2 separate regions of the Homo sapiens genome follow, and region 1 is linked to region 2. Evidence: chromatin loops called from intact Hi-C (ENCODE). Cell type or tissue: prostate gland. All regions are shown on one strand. Region 1 overlaps RHCE (Rh blood group CcEe antigens). Region 2 overlaps SELENON (selenoprotein N).

Evidence for each region. Hi-C counts contacts between places; a loop is a spot of excess contacts. Peaks named below come from ENCODE experiments on the same cell type or tissue, not always from the same donor. Only the 100,000 strongest peaks of a DNase experiment are listed, where the experiment ranks them.
Region 1: it touches region 2 in a loop (4-fold over the local background); 14 of 110 quality-filtered maps call a loop at or near these places.

The regions. Positions count from the first base shown.
Region 1 is chr1:25,400,623-25,408,622 of GRCh38, forward strand. RHCE (Rh blood group CcEe antigens) reads right to left here. Exons shown (of 10, transcript NM_020485.8): 3 at 1,974-2,124. Among named protein-coding and RNA genes, the nearest start is that of RHCE, 16 kb to the right of the region's middle. In prostate gland, no CTCF peak of the experiment used is centred here; no DNase peak of the experiment used is centred here.
Region 2 is chr1:25,806,283-25,814,282 of GRCh38, forward strand. SELENON (selenoprotein N) reads left to right here. Exons shown (of 12, transcript NM_206926.2): 4 at 2,298-2,507; 5 at 2,744-2,868; 6 at 3,401-3,538; 7 at 5,172-5,253; 8 at 5,409-5,597; 9 at 6,405-6,510; 10 at 7,599-7,711; 11 at 7,795-7,896. Among named protein-coding and RNA genes, the nearest start is that of MTFR1L, 9.7 kb to the right of the region's middle. RefSeq lists an enhancer at 4,345-5,219. In prostate gland, a CTCF peak has its summit at 4,745 (motif pointing left); DNase peaks (open chromatin) are centred at 3,099 and 4,739; H3K27ac peaks cover 3,970 bases.

The DNA.
Region 1 (8,000 bases), 410 kb before region 2:
TCCCTAGCCCTAACCTTTCCACTAAGCTTCAGACTTGTACATCTCCATTCAGTGTCTCCACTGGGATGTTTCATACACATCTCTACCCGCCCCAACCTTAACCCTAACGCTACCACATTCGACACTGAACTCTGGGTTTTCCCTCCCAGATCTATCCCACCCCAATGTTCCCCATCTCAGTAAATGGCACCAGCAGCTGCTGAGTTGTGCCAGATGAGAACCTTGAAGTCATCTTGACCCTCTCCCACCCCACGTGCAGTCTATCAGCAAATCCTGTCAATTCTGCTATTAAAATATAGTCAGGATCCAATCACTTCCCACCACCCTCACAGCTATTGTCCTAGTCTGAGTCTGGATGATGGCCATCACTGCTGCTCTGGTCTCCACCTGCTTCCTCTCTTGCCCCTTCAGTCTTTTCTGAACCCAGAAGCCAGAGTATCTTAAAACATAAGTCAGATCATAGCTCTCCTCTGCCCAACACTCCCTAGTTCTCCCTGTATTTCTCAGAGTAAATCCAAAGTCCTTTGGGATACTGAGGCACAGTAAAGGGGCTTCATGCTTTTTTTTGTAAACGTGCATCATTTCATGTGATTAATTCAATTACTCCCTCAAAACCCTATGTGGTAGTACTGCTACCCTCATATTACAGACGAAGAAACTAAAGCTCTAAGAGGTTAAATTGCCCAGAGTCACACAGGGATTTATGGCAGAGCTGGGATGCACACCCCAGCCTTTGACTCCAAGTCCAGTGCACTTTCTTCTAAGCCAGGCTGGAACTGTGGGTTCTCGCTTGGGTTCTGCCACTATCTTGCTATGTGATCTTGGGCAGTCCCTTCCCCTCTCCAGGCATCAGCCTTCTCACCTATGAGATGGGAAGGTTGGCTATGTCCTCACTCAGGGTCAGGGTTACAGCAGAGGAGCTGGGAGAGCCATTTGGATTGGCCTTACCTTCACAGCTGCCTTCAAACTTAGACTTTCGACAGGCTCTCCCAATGAGAGGACATGTGCAGTTACTGACACGCACTGACTGAAAGAAGATGCTGGCTGTACAAACTTGCTGGACCCACTGCTGGTGAGGCTCTGAGAATTAATTACTTTTATACAACCATAATTACATCATGAATAGCACAATCCTACAGGATTATACTGTAGTAGTTAAAGGCACTGGTTTGTTGTGTTTAAACATTTGCACAGACCACACTTTTGTAACCTCATTTGGGTATCTATCTATCTATCAATCTTTTCTTTTCTTTTTTCTTTTTTTTTTATTGGAGATGAAGTCTTGCTCTTGTCCCCCAGGCTGCAGTGCAATGGCGCGATCTCAGTTCACTGCAACCTCCACCCTCCGGGTTCAAGCGATTCTCTTGCCTCAGCCTCCTGAGTAGCTGGGATTACAGGCACCTGCCACCATGCGCAGCTAAATTTTGTATTTTTAGTAGAGATGAGGTTCCCCCATGTTGACCAGGCTGGTCTTGAACTCCTGACCTCAGGTGATCTGCCCTCCTTGGCCTCCCAAAGTGCTGGGATTACAGGTGTGAGCCACTGTACCCAGCCTGTCTGTCTGTCTGTCTGTCTGTCTGTCTGTCTATCTATCTATCTATCTATCTATCTATCTATCTATCCACCTACCTATTTATTTAGAGATGAGGTCTTGCTATATTGCCCAGGTTCATCTCTAACTCCTGGGCTCAAGCAATCCTTCCAACTCACACCTCAGCCTCCTGAGTAACTGACACTACAGGTGCATGCCACCACAACTGGATAATTTAGAAAAAATTACTTTTTAGAGATGAGGATCTTGCTATGATGCCCAGGCGGGTCTCAAACTCCTGGCCTCAAGTGATCTTCCCTCCTCAACCTCCCAAGTAGCTGGGATTACAGGTTGTCTTTATTTTTCAAAACCCCGGAAGCCCCACCAAATGGAGCTTTTGGCCCTTTTCTCCCAGGTCCCTCCTCCCAGCACCATGACTCACGTTGAAGATATTACTGATGACCATCCTCAGGGTGCCTAAAGCTGTCACCTCCACCAGCACCATCACCACCAACTGCGCCAAGTTGACCTTCCCCAAGACAGCACCCGCTGAGATCAGCACCGACATAGCACTCATGGTGGCCAGCCGAATACTGGGGGTGAGAAGGAGAGCCAGGATGACTGAGAAGGAAGGATGCCTCTCACTCATTCATTCATTCATTCATTCATTCAACAAACACTGTTGGGCACCTTACTTTCTGTGGAAATAGAAGACAAGATTTCTACCCACCTGGGCGCTGATGCTGCAGAGTGGAGTGACCATCTCTTCTCCCGTTAAGGTGGCCTCTGCACCCTGAGCCATGTGGTCTGGCAGATGACTTAACCACTCTGTGCCTCAGTGCCTTCATCTATGAGGCATTGATCTACACACACTCATCTGACTGAGGGTGATCGGGGTGACTGTTCCCTCAGGGGATCTGATAACTGGGATTCTGCCCAGTCTTCTTTTCTGCTGCCATCATTCGGATGCTCAACAGAGGGCACTCTTCCCCCGCAGGCCTGCCCACATCCAGTCACCCCATCCTCATCTGGGGCCACTGTCCCTTCTCTCCCTCTCCGTGGCAGTGGAAAGAAACTGGATTTGGAATCAGGACAAGCCCGGCTTCCAGTCCCAGCCTTGCCACTGGAGTGGCTATTTCATCTCACTGAGCCTATTTCTCCTTCTGCAAATTAAGAATGATGATCAAACGTATCCCATGTTGGTGTCCTGGGGATGTGAAGGAGTATTCTTCCTATCGGTGTGTCTAGCACCAAGACTGGCACAAAGAACCAACTCCTGAAAAGACACTAGCCTTATTAACACTATTACGATTCCTTCCTTCCCTTGACCAATGAGCATGCTCAGGAGGAGAAAATTATTTTGGTCTTGAAGGTTCTTATGATCCAAAAAAAAAAAAAATGTACTTATGATCTAGACAGGCTACATACACCATGAGCCTGTCAACTAAGAATATCTGTGATATCACAAGGCTAGTGGGGTTCATTGGAAGGAGAGGGTGATGCTGACTGGACTTATCAGGGAGGACTTCCTGGAGGAAGTGGTACTGAGCTGGACAATCCATGGACATCCAGTCTCCCCTGAGCAGCTTGCTCTGAGACTCCCTCCTCCCTCTGGGAGTTAATGATGATGATGCTACAACCACAGCAACAGTGATGATAATGATTTATTATAAGAGCATTTTGTAAAACAGGCTTGTAACAGCATCACCTCTTTTAAATTTTAACCCTATAAGGCTGGGCGCAGTGGCTCATGCCTGTACTCCCAGCACTTTGGGAGGCCAAGGCAGGTGGATCACTTGAGGCCAGGGGTTCAAGAGTGGCCTGGCCAACATGGTGAAACTCTGTCTCAACTAAAAATACAAAAATTACCCGGGCATGGTGGTGCATGCTTGTAATCCCAGCCACTCTCGAGGCTGAGGCATGGCAGTCGCTTGAACCCGGGAGGCAGAGGTTGCAGTCAGCCGAGATTGCACCACTGCACTCCAGCCTGGGCGACAGAGTAAGACTCTGTCTCACAAAAAAAAAAAAAAAAAAAAATTCACTCTCTGTAAAATCGTGCTAGCTCACCGTTCAGTATCCCCATTTTACAGAGGGTCACGTAGAGGATTAAAATGGACTTTTTGGAAACAGTCATGCCAGCTGATCACAAATGTGAGGTTCAAATCCAGCTGGCCTAGATCCAAAGCCTGTGCTCTGAAGTCTGGACTCAGCTTCCCCAGTGTTTGCTGCAGACTATGCCCGCTTAAGCCTCAAGGACTTTAGGGGAAGGTCATAAAAGGGCAAGGGCATGGGGAAGGAGTCTTACAGGGACCAGGAATTTAGAATAAGGGGTTATTCAATGTTCCATCGTGCCTGGACAGGTTATTCCTTTTAAGTGGGTGTTCATTTCATTGACAAAGGCTTAACTCAGGAGCGTGTGTGCCGGCGGCGGTATTTCATTCCTCAAGGGCCAGTTTGTGCTGAGGAGGTGCTAAGACAGTGATGTGCAGTGGTTAGGAGCGTGCTCTCAGGTCTAGGCTGCCTGGGCTGGAATCTTGACTCAGACACTTTCTGGCTGTGTGATCCTGGGCAACTTATTTAATCACTCTGTGCCTTGGTGCCTCCATTTATAAGGTGGACCCAATGCCTCTGGAGCCACGGTAAGGGCAAAGTGAGTTGATATACGTCAAGCACAATAAAGGAGTTGGTTATTGCTATTATCTTCTAGGGAGAGTCCTGCAGATTTCAAAATACATTAAAAATATCACACTTTTAAGGCCAGGAATGGTGGCTCACACCTGTAATCTTAGCACTTTGGGAGGCTGAGGTGGGAGGATTGCTTAAGGCCTGGAGTTTGAGACCAGCCTGGGCAACATAGTGAGACTCCATCTCTACAAAAAGCAAAAAAAAAAAAAAAAAAGCTAGGCGTGGTGGTGTGTGCCTGTGGTCTCAGCTACTCAGGAGGCTGTAATTCCAGTACTTTTCGGAGCCGAGGTGGGCAGATCACTTGAGCCCAGGAGTTTGAGACCAGCCTGAGCAACACAGTGAGGTCCTGTCTCTGCAGAAGACAGAAAAATCAGCTAGGCGTGGTGGTGTGCACCCATAGTCCCAGCTACTTAGGAGGCTGAGGCAGGAGGATCACCTGAACCCAGTGAGGCTGAGGCTGAGTGAGCCATGAACATGCCACTTCACTCCAGCCTGGACAACAGAGTGAGACCCTGTCTCAAACACAGTTTTAGGCCGGGCACAGTGGCTCACGCCTGTAATCCCAGTACTTTGGGAGGCCTAGGCGGGTGGATCACTTGAGGTCAGGAGTTCGAGACCAACCTGACCCACCTGGTGAAACCCCGTCTCTACTAAAAACACAAAAATTAGCCGGGCATGGTAGCAGGCGTCTGTAAAAAAATTTAACTCAGGAGGCTGAGGTGGGAGGATCACTTGAGCCCAGGAGGCAGAGGCTGCAGTGAGCTATGATTGTACCACTGCACTCCAGACTGGGCAACAGAGCAAGACCCTGTCTCTAAAAAAATAATAAATAAAAATTTAAAACATCCCACTTCAGGGTTCCATTTATTTTCATTTTTGTTCCAATAGCCATTTGCTAAGTTATCAGTATGTGAGGAAAACAAACAACAACGTTGAATAAGATAGGCCCCTCCCCTGAAGGGACTCAAAACAGAACCAAATCAGTCCCAAGTCAAGTGGCACAAGCTGGAGTGTTGCCAAGGGAGAGTACCCCGTCCCCAGGGGCAGGCCTGGGCACCACCCATCAGCACAGCCCTGACGGGAACCGGTCAGGAAGGAGCCAGTTTCAGCAGGGGTCACCCCTAGGGGGATCCAAGCAGTCAGGGGTGGAGCAAGGGAGTTCACTCAGGCTGCGAGTGACTTCTCTCCCTTCTCATCTTCCTGGATTGAGTCAAGAATGAACAGGTCCCTGTGGACATCAGATGAAGGGAGCAGCCCTAGACTGTGGGGCAGGAGGCTGAAGGCTGGTGTGACCTTAAGCTAAGGCAGCAACACCAAACCAGGGCCACCACCATTTGAATTCCCCCCAGGGTGCCCTTTGTCACTTTCCAGGTGGATGCAGTGTGTGTATGCGGGCGTGCGTGCGTGCGTGCGTGTGTGTGTGTGTGTGTGTGTGTGTATTGAATCCCGGTGGGAATTAACTCTAAGATGGTTTTTGTTTTGTTTTGTTTTTGAGACGGAGCCTCACTCTGTCGCCCAGGCTACAGTGCAATGGCGCGATCTCGGCTCACTATAGCCTCCGCCTCCCGGGTTCAAGTGATTCGCCTGCCTCAGCCTCCCAAGTAGCTGGGATTACAGGTGCCTGCCACAATGCCCAGCTAATTTTTGTGTTTTTAGTAGAGACAGGATTTCACCATGTTGCTCAGGTCGGTCTCGAACTCCTGACCTCAGGTAATCCATCTGTCTAGGCCTCCTAAAGTACTAGGATTACAGGCATGAACCACCGCGCCTGGCCTAAAACTGTTGTTTTTGGTTTTTTTTTTTTTGAGACAGAGTCTCGCTCTGTCGCCCAGGCTAGAGTGCAGTGGCACGATCTCGGCTCACTGCAAACTCCGCCTCCAAGGTTCACGCCATTCTCCTGCCTCAGCCTCCCGAGTGGCTGGGACTACAGGCGCCCGCCACCACGCCCAGCTAATTTTTTGTATGTTTAGTCGAGACAGGGTTTCTCCGAGTTAGCCAGGATGGTCTCCATCTCCTGACCTCATGATCTGCCCACCCCCACCTCCCAAAGTGCTGGGATTACAGGCATGAGCCACCGCGCCCGGCCCCTAAAACTGTTTTTTGAGACAGGGTCTCACTCTGTTGTCCAGGCTGGAGTAAAGTGGCACGATCATGGCTCACTCAGCCTCAGCCTCACTGGGTTCAGGTGATCCTCCTGCCTCAGCCTCCCAAGTAGCTGGGACTGTGGGTGCACACCACCACGCCTAGCTGATTTTTCTATTTTCTGCAGAGACAGGGTCTCACTGCGTTGCTCAGGCTGGTCTCAAACTCCTGGGCTCAAGTGATCTGCCCACCTCAGCTCCCAAAAGTACTGGGATTACAGGCGTGAACCACCATGCCCAGCCTCTAAACCTTTTAAAAAAGAAAAATACATACAGTTTTTTTCCTCTAGGGCCAGTCAGGAGCTGGCTAGACTGTGTTTCATGTTCTGACCACTCTGGAGCATGTGGAAAAGGTTATAAAAAAAAGTTAGAGCCATCTCCACCACTTAGCTGTGTGGCCCTAGGCAAGTGCCTTGCCCTCTCTGAGCTTCCACTTCCTTACCTGTATACCAGGTTAGATCCCTACCTGGAAGAGTTAAACAAAATAATATTTGTGGAGTGCTCAGCACAGTTCCTGGCTCATAGAGAAATGTTTAACAGCAGTGCCCAGAGGTTTAGCAGGGTCTTAGAAGGGGAGGCTGGAATGGCCTTGAGAGGCCTTGAGAGGTCCCTAAGATGCCTAGGATGACGTTTACCATCATCTGGGGAGCTGAGAGATTCAGAGGTTTGAACAAAACAAAACAATGTTTCAGGAAAAAATTTAGCCTAGTTCCTTCTATTAAGTGCCAATGCCCTTTTAAAATGTGTATAGCTTGATGTGTAATCATCACCCAGGTGAACACAGAGAACATTTTCTGCACCCCATGGGGCTATTTTGTGTTCCTTCCTAATCAATATCCACCTCCTGCCCAGGTAACCACTATTCTGACTTCTGGCACCATACATTAGTTGTGATGGTTCTTAGCATTTCACACAAAGGCATCTAAACAAAGCACAGGTAATTTAATGAAAATAAAGGCATGGCTATTTCTTGTCTAGTAGCTTTAGGGGGCTGAAAGTCCTTTCTTTTCAAGAGAATGTCTCTCAGGCTGGACGCGGTGGCTCATGCCTGTAATCCCAGCACTTTGGGAGGCCGAGGCAGGCCGGTCACCTGAGGTCAGGAGTTTGAGACTAGCCTGACCAACACAGAGAAACCCTATCTCTACTAAAAATACAAAATCAGCCAGGTGTGGTGGCACATGCCTATAATCCCAGCTACTCAGGAGGCTGAGGCAGGAGAATCGCTTGAACCCAGAAGGCTGAGGTTGTGGTGTGCCGAGATAGCGCCATTGCACTCCAGCCTGGGCAACAAAAGCGAAACTCCGTCTCAAAAAAGAAAAAAAAAAAATAGAATGTCTCTCTAGGTGTGGCATGTCTATTTCTCTCTGTCTAACGTGTTTCCTTCTTACGTTTTCCATAAACTTATACTGATTATGTAACTTTACAAAATCATAATCGACAATAACAGGAAAGAAAGGATGCAGGAGGAATGTAGGCCTGGATTCCTTGTGATACACAGAGTAGGGCTGTCCAGTAAAATACAGGATGCCCAGTTAAATTTGAATTTTAAACAATGAATAATCTTTTAGCATAAGGATGTCCTAAATATTGCACAGCACTGGTGCTAGACAGAGAGGGGGCAATATCCCAGATCTTCTGGAACC
Region 2 (8,000 bases):
GCCTTTGGCCTTCATTCTATGGTGGCTGAATATCGTGCAGATTTTAAATAAGACAGCTTTCTCATCAGACCTGGGCTCTCCAGGCCAGGGACGGGGCATGTGTAGAATGGGGAGAAGTGGGAGGCAAGAAGACCAGTTCTGGAGGGGAGACGGAGGAGATGGAGAGTAAGGGCAGCCTGGAGGATGCTGGGGAAGGAAGGGCAGGGAGCGGCTCCTCATGGACAGTGGGTGGGCAGGAGTTGGATGACTCAGGCTTCTGGCTGTGACCAGGGGCATGGTGGGCTGCTTGCCCAGATGGGGACTGTAGGCGGGGAGGGAGTAGGGGATAGAGAATGAGGTCAGTCTGCACATGTTGAAGTTGAGGTCCCCAGGGGATGTTGGATGTCTGCTGCCCAGCAGCAGCCCCTTGGCAGTGCCCAACTCTAGAGCCTGGCAGCCACATGGCAAAAGAAACTTGGGAATGACCTTGAGGCTGGCACCTGTGGCGGAATTGCCACCTGGCCCAGCCCAGGGAAGCAGTGCTGGGGAGCCCCTTTCTTTTTTTTTTTTTTTTTTTTGGGACGGAGTCTCGCTCTGTCGCCCAGGCTGGAGTGCAGTGGCGCGATCTCTGCTCACTGCAAGCTCCGCCTCCCGGGTTCAAGCTATTCTCCTGCTTCAGCCTCCCGAGTAGCTGGGACTACAGGTGCCCACCACCACACCCGGCTAATTTCTTTGTATTTTTAGTAGAGACGGGGTTTCACCATGTTGACCAGGATGGTTTCAATCTCCTGACCTCGTGATCCACCTGCCTCGGCCTCCCGAATTATAGGCGTACAGGGATTATAGGGATTACAGGTGTGAGCCACCATGCCCGGCCGGGAGCCCCTTTCTTAACCTCATCGCTGCAGGTTCAGGGAGGGACAGAAATTCCAAGGAGGAGCTCACAGGGAAGGGCATTGCCCGTTTTGGGTCCTGTTTACTTGCCGTCTCCCACTATAAGCTCCAAGAAGACAGGGTGCACAGTGTACCCTGATAGAAACTTCCTATACAGTAGGTGCATAAAACATTTTGTGGAATGAACAAATGAATAAACGTGTTCTTCTCAGCCAAGGAGACAGTGCAGCAGATAGGCAGGAGTCCAGGAAGTGGTCAAAACCGGTCTGACCTTCCACAAAAGGAGATGGGGAACCCATCTCCATGGATTTGGCAGTGATGGGCTGGTCTGAGCAGATAAGTCCGCACAGACAACAAGAACTGGGGTGAGGCAGGAGCAGCACCCCTAGCCCTGGCCCCCGAGCAGAGCCCCAGCAAGCCCAGCACCCATCGCTGGCAGGTCCCCTGCAGGGGGTGGCAAGCCTACAAGCAGGACCCAGGAAGGCGGGCTCGGCCTGGCCCGGCACAGCCAGCTCTGCCTTGAGAACCGCCTGTTAAATCTGTCTCTGTGGGAGCTCCCTGCCTGCTTTCCTCCTACCTCCCACCAAGCCTGAGCTCCTGCTGCCAGGGAGGTGGCGACAGAAGAGGGAATCTGCTGTTCCCCAAATGCTGGCCGACGTGTAGACAGCTCTGTGGTCTCTGAGCGTCCTCTCCGAGCCATCAGCTTGTCAGACAGAGGCGAGGCAGGTCACCGATGAGGACTCGGGCTTAGGGAAGGCCTTTTGCCCAGGGTGGGGCAGGCTGTACTTAAGGCAGGGCCCTTCTGGGGGTGGCCTTCCTTCCCCTTCCCTGTGGTCTCATCCTGCTCTTGACCCTAGAGATTTCACCTCAAACATGATTGGCCACCACCCTCATCGGACTTAGCTCCAAACCGAAACCCTGAGCTGGCCAGTGGGACATTAGTCCCTGGGAGGAGACTTGGAGAGGAGACTGGGGAGGGAGAGTAGGGCTGCTGGAGGGCCAGGGAAGCCAGGCAGGGTGGTGGCACCCAAGGCTGGCCCATGGGCTTATGCATAGGATGGAGGTGGGACTATGTGAGGCACAGAGCCCCACCATCCCCATTCCAACCTTGCCCTCGAGCGAGCTGCTCTGGCCTGGGCTGCGCCTGGGTGGGCTGTGCCTGGGTGGGCTGTGCCTGGGTGGGCTGTGCCTGGGTGGGCTGTGCCTGGGTGGGCTGCAGAGGCACTGCAGCAGGGAGAGGAGCCTCTCTCTGGCGGGATATTGCTAAGCTTGTGGCCATCATAAGGGCAGGAACCTCCCTGGGGTCCATCTGCTCCCTTGGTGTGGGCTGGCTCGGGGCTTGAGGGAGACCTCCACCCACATGGTACAGGAGACCCCGGAGTCAGGTTCTCAGATTCCTGGAGCTTTGCTTTCCCCCGCCCCAGGTCTCCCGCCTCGCCCTGTCCGGCCTCCGAAACTGGACAGCCGCCGCCTCACCAAGTGCAGTGTTTGCCACCCGCCACTTCCAGCCCTTCCTTCCCCCGCCAGGCCAGGAGCTGGGTGAGCCCTGGTGGATCATCCCCAGTGAGCTGAGCATGTTCACTGGCTACCTGTCCAACAACCGCTTCTATCCACCGCCGCCCAAGGGCAAGGAGGTGAGGACAGCTGGGGTGCGACGTGGGGCCCCTCCGCCCGAGCCCAGGAGTGGCCACCCCTCTGTCTGCGCCTGGACCCCAGTGCCAGGCCTGCTCCACCTGCTCTCCTGCCTTCCTCTGGACCTGCCCCCTCCCCATGGGGCCCCTGGGCCGTCGGGTCTGGGCTGACCCCCACCCCAGCGGATCCAGGCCCAGCGGGACCCAGCAAGCCAGTACGTGCCTCCCGCCGCCCCCAGGTCATCATCCACCGGCTCCTGAGCATGTTCCACCCTCGGCCCTTTGTGAAGACCCGCTTTGCCCCTCAGGGAGCTGTGGCCTGCCTGACTGCCATCAGCGACTTCTACTACACTGTGATGTTCCGGTGAGTGGGCCACACTGGCTGGCCTGGAGCACCGGGGAGGCATGACGGTACAGCGCCCAGAGGGGAGGGCCCAGCTTGAGCCCCCCAGCTCCACCTCTCCTCCCACTGCCGTCTTGGGCAAGCAGCTTTGGCTCTCTGAGCCTCAGTTTTCTCACCTGTGGATCCGGGTGCTGATGACTTCCTCGTAAGGCACGTGAGGGTTCAGAAAGAAAAGTTGTGGAACTTGCTTGGCACGGGGCTGGTAGCCATGGTTGTGCCATCCACACAGAAGTGGGAAGGACACCCAGTCACACATGCCCTCCAGAAGCTGTGAAGGCTGGGGGAGGGGGTCCAGGCAGGGCTTCCAGAGGAGGGGCATGTGACCCGGGCCTCGAAGGATGAGCAGCATTTGGAGAGCCTCGCTGCTGCCCACTGGCCCATCCACCTCCACCCCCACACTCAGCCTCCTCTCCCTGATGATTCTGGCCAAGGCTTCCCGGGCTCCTGGGGAGAAGGTGGGCAGCTCTGGTGCAGCAGATCCCCTTCCCCACAGGATCCATGCCGAGTTCCAGCTCAGTGAGCCGCCCGACTTCCCCTTTTGGTTCTCCCCTGCTCAGTTCACCGGCCACATCATCCTCTCCAAAGACGCCACCCACGTCCGCGACTTCCGGCTCTTCGTGCCCAACCACAGGTGGGAGCTTGACCCTGGCCCAGCCTTGGCTCCCTCCTACAGCTTGTCCTGCTCCCCAGCTCCAGGAGCCTAGGGGCCTCTTCTGTCTCTGCCCCTTCCTTTGCTCCCCAGAGCCCATCTCATGGGGCTGACGTGGCAGGAGGCGGCATGAGGCAGGCAAGAGAATGAGCTGATCACCCACCAGCTCTTCCCAGGCACCCGTGGCCTGGCCCTCCACCTCTGTGCCTGGGACCCAGTGCAGCAGTCCGCAGACCCTTCCTGAAGCTGGGCCTCCCCGCCCTCATACTGCTGACAGGCCCCAGGCAGAGCTGTAACCGCAGCCTGTGCACGCCACCAAGAGGAAGGCCAGCAGCTAGGCAGGGACCCAGCTGTGGGGTCCAGGAAGGCTTCCCAGAAGAAAAAGGTCATCTCAGCAGAGATCAGGGCTCTGAGGGTTTTGCTGGGCAGAGGAACAGCACATCCAAAGGCCAAGGGCAGGCCCTCCACTGCTGCAGAGCCCCAGAGGGGCTTCCGGGACGGTGCTACACCAGCCACCTGCTTGCCTCACCTCCTCAGGGCTGGCCACCTGTCAGCAGAGTAGAGGACCCCGGAGGCCCTGGCTTCAAGTTTGTCCAGATTCCTAACTGATAGCAAGTGGCCACCGAGTGGGCCTGAGTGACCGCTCTACAGGGATGAGACCTGGCTGGGAGCCAGGAGGTCTGCAGTTAAGTCTCTGCTGTGGAACCCATTGGCTGTGTGGCTGTGGGCAAGGCCCTGGCCCTCTGTAGGCCTGTTTCCTCATCTGCCGGATGGGAGACTGACTCCTGGCCTACTTCACCCACAGGGCAGGCGTGAGAGGATGGTCGGGATAACATGGGAAGAGAAAATTGCCCCTAGGAGTGGGGGTGGCTTCCCTCCCTCCCCAGAGTGGGAAGGGCAGGGGCTTCCCGGTCAAAGGGAAAAGGAAGAGGAGGGCACAAGCCCTCCATCTGCTCACCTAGGGCTGGGCACACCTGCCTCCATCGCAGGGTTGTTGAGGAGGGGGCCTGGACTGTATGGGACAGGAGGAGAGAGGCAGTGGCCAGCTCCAGGACCAGCTGTTCCTGGGCTCATGTCTGAGGACCAGGCACCAGGGACTGCTGACCCCCGGGGGTTACCTAGCTCTGCCCTCTGTGCCCCCTGCTGCGGAGGTGGTGGTTTGCCAGTGCTGGGGCTCCCTCGTGCGGCGGATCTGCAGATTGCACTGCTCGGCTCAGATTTCCTGCTGCCCGCCAGAGGCCTGTGCAGGGACCACGGTGCTCGTTTTCATTCCTGCCCCACCCTGTGACCCGCCTTGAGGCACTGGCCATCTCTCTGCTTCAAAGGGTCCTGGAGAGTACACGGGCCATGGCTGTGCAGGCCCTTTGTGAATTGCGAGGGGCAGGGCTGGCGGATGGTGAAGTGGCTCCAGTGCCTTAGGAAGGGGCAGCCTGGTGGGGAAGAGGGCCAGGGCTCTGCAGCCAGAATCCCAGTGGCTCTGAGAGCAGGTGTTCACCTTGAGAAACCTCAGTGTCCTCATCTGGAAAGTGGAGACAGTTGCAGGTATTATGTGAGATAAAGTGTGACACAGATAATGGGCTTTGATGATGGTGTCACTCTGCCCTGGCCATCCCAGGTCTCTGAATGTGGACATGGAGTGGCTTTACGGGGCCAGTGAAAGCAGCAACATGGAGGTGGACATCGGCTACATACCCCAGGTGAGCGCACAGGAGGCTCCCATCCAGGTGGGCTCGGCTGCAGGGCCCCGCCCTCCCTCTGCAATGAGTGGAGCATTTTGGAGGGTCTCTAGGGGAGCCCCTGAGGATTCTTGCCCATCTCTGAGCCTTCCCCCTACCACTGACCTCTGGCCCAGATGGAGCTGGAGGCCACGGGCCCCTCTGTGCCCTCCGTGATCCTGGATGAGGATGGCAGCATGATCGACAGCCACCTGCCTTCAGGGGAGCCCCTGCAGTTTGTGTTTGAGGAGATCAAGTGGCAGCAGGAGCTGAGCTGGGAGGAGGCTGCCCGGCGCCTGGAGGTGGCCATGTACCCCTTCAAGAAGGTGAGGCTGGGCAGGGGTGAAGGCCAGGGTCAGGCTGCATGGGCAGAGGCTGGGAGCTGTGGAGCAGCAGCTGGGCACAGACGCTGGTATGTGTGCAGGGCTTGCTACTGAGGCTGTCTCACTGTTGGGCCCAGCTGTGCCAGCGGGGCCTCCCCGCTGCCATTCAGAACTTGGAGGAAGAGGCCAGGTGCAATGGCTCATGCCTATAATCCAAAACTTTGGGAGGCTGAGGCAGAGAATCACTTGTGGCCAGGAGTTCAAGAGCAATCTGGGCAACATAGCGAGACCCCATATCTACAAAAGAATTTTTTTAATTACCTGGGGGTGGTGGTAGCACGCACCTGTAGTACCAAAGCTTTGGGGAGGCTGAGGCAGGAGGACTGTTTGAGCCCAGGAGTTCAAGGCTGCAATGAGCTATGATTGCGCCACTGCACTCCAGCCTGGGCAACAGAGTGAGACTCCATCTCAAAATAAAAAATAAATGAAAATAATAATAATAAATAGAACTTGGAGGAGACATCCATCCCCTGGCTTAGTAGCACCCACTTCACACACATACAAACACACACACTAACATATATATACACACACACATACACACATATACAAACATACACAAACATATATACACATACAAATGTACATATACACAGACATACACACAAATATATATGCCTACACACAAACACACACACACACACACACACACACACACACACACACACACTTGCACACACTACAGACTCAGCCCGAGTGGGACCCTGGCCGCTTTGATGATGGCTTCGCTCTGTCTCGGTGTGGCCCCAGGTCTCCTACTTGCCGTTCACTGAGGCCTTCGACCGAGCCAAGGCTGAGAACAAGCTGGTGCACTCAATCCTGCTGTGGGGGGCCCTGGATGACCAGTCCTGCTGAGGTGAGGGGCCCGGCTGGATCTAAGGGGAGCAGTGGGAAAGTCCACACCTTGTGGGGTACCAGAGGCTCTGAGACCAATGGGACTCTTCTGTTGAGTTGTGAGGGCCTCAGGGACTGCCCATGGTAGGGGCGTGGGGTGAGGGCTTGGGGGTTTCTGTGCTGAGCCCAGAGGGAGCTACCAGATGCTGAAGAAAGGGCCCTGGCAGACTGGGTTCAAACTCAGCCATTGTCAGCTTGGTAACCTTGACCAAGTGTCTTCCCCTCTGTGAGCCTCAGTTTTCTCAATAGTAAGAGGGGATAACACACTTACCTCTCATAGCTGTGGACATGGAGGTGAAAGTGCCGCATACACTGTAAAGTGTTATATACGTGTAAGAGAAAAAATCGGGCCAGAGGCTGGGCTTGTGTTAATTGATTCAGGAAATTCACCAGAGGCCCCCTAGATGCAACGTCCTTTGGGTGTCTGGCAGTGGGCACAAAGATGAACAAAACAGTGCCCCACCCTCACCCCGTCAACCGTCAGTGCAGCAGTGGGCTGGGTGCTTGCGTCCCACAGTGAGGAAGGCAGAAGGGGTCCCTGCCCTCAAAGGGGGAGACACAGTGCAAAGGCAGACACCAAATGAGTCAGTACAAGCACGGTGAGTGTTCTACAGGGGACAGTCCAGAGTGGCACCAGAGTGTATAACTGGGGGTCAGGGAAGGCTTTGTGAAGACAGTGATATTTACGCTGAGACTTTGAAGGATGAGTAGGAGTTTCTCAAGTGACCGGATGGAGTGTTCCAGGTAGAGGAACAGCCTGTGTGAAGGCCCTGGGACACAGAGCGTTCATTGGATTTAAGAAGCTGTCACTGTCTGCAAGTCCCCAGGGCCAGGTAGAACCCCTAACCCTAATCTCAGCCCAGGATGCTGGTATATTATTGATGTTAATTCCAACTATCATTTATTCAGCACCTACTCTACCTCAGGCTCTTTGAATCTGTTATTTCACTTGGGTGCAGAGACTGTCCTGCAGCCCGTGAGGTCTCCCCAAAGCAAGATTGCACCCCAGCAAGATGTGGGGGCGCCTCACCCTTCTGTCTTCCTGAACAGGTTCAGGGCGGACTCTCCGGGAGACTGTCCTGGAAAGTTCGCCCATCCTCACCCTGCTCAACGAGAGCTTCATCAGCACCTGGTCCCTGGTGAAGGAGCTGGAGGAACTGCAGGTGAGCGGGCAGGTGGCAGGAACAGGAGCGTCCGGAACAGTGGTGGGGGCCGCGGCATCAGGAGTGTGCAACTGTCCCCACAGAACAACCAGGAGAACTCGTCCCACCAGAAGCTGGCTGGCCTGCACCTGGAGAAGTACAGCTTCCCCGTGGAGATGATGATCTGCCTGCCCAATGGCACCGTGGTAGGCACCCCCACTCAGACCCCACAGGGCCCAGGCACCTCGGGGCCCCGGGAGCAACCAGCAGGAGGCGTGGATGTGCAGACTTCATCAGGCTTCGGGACTGT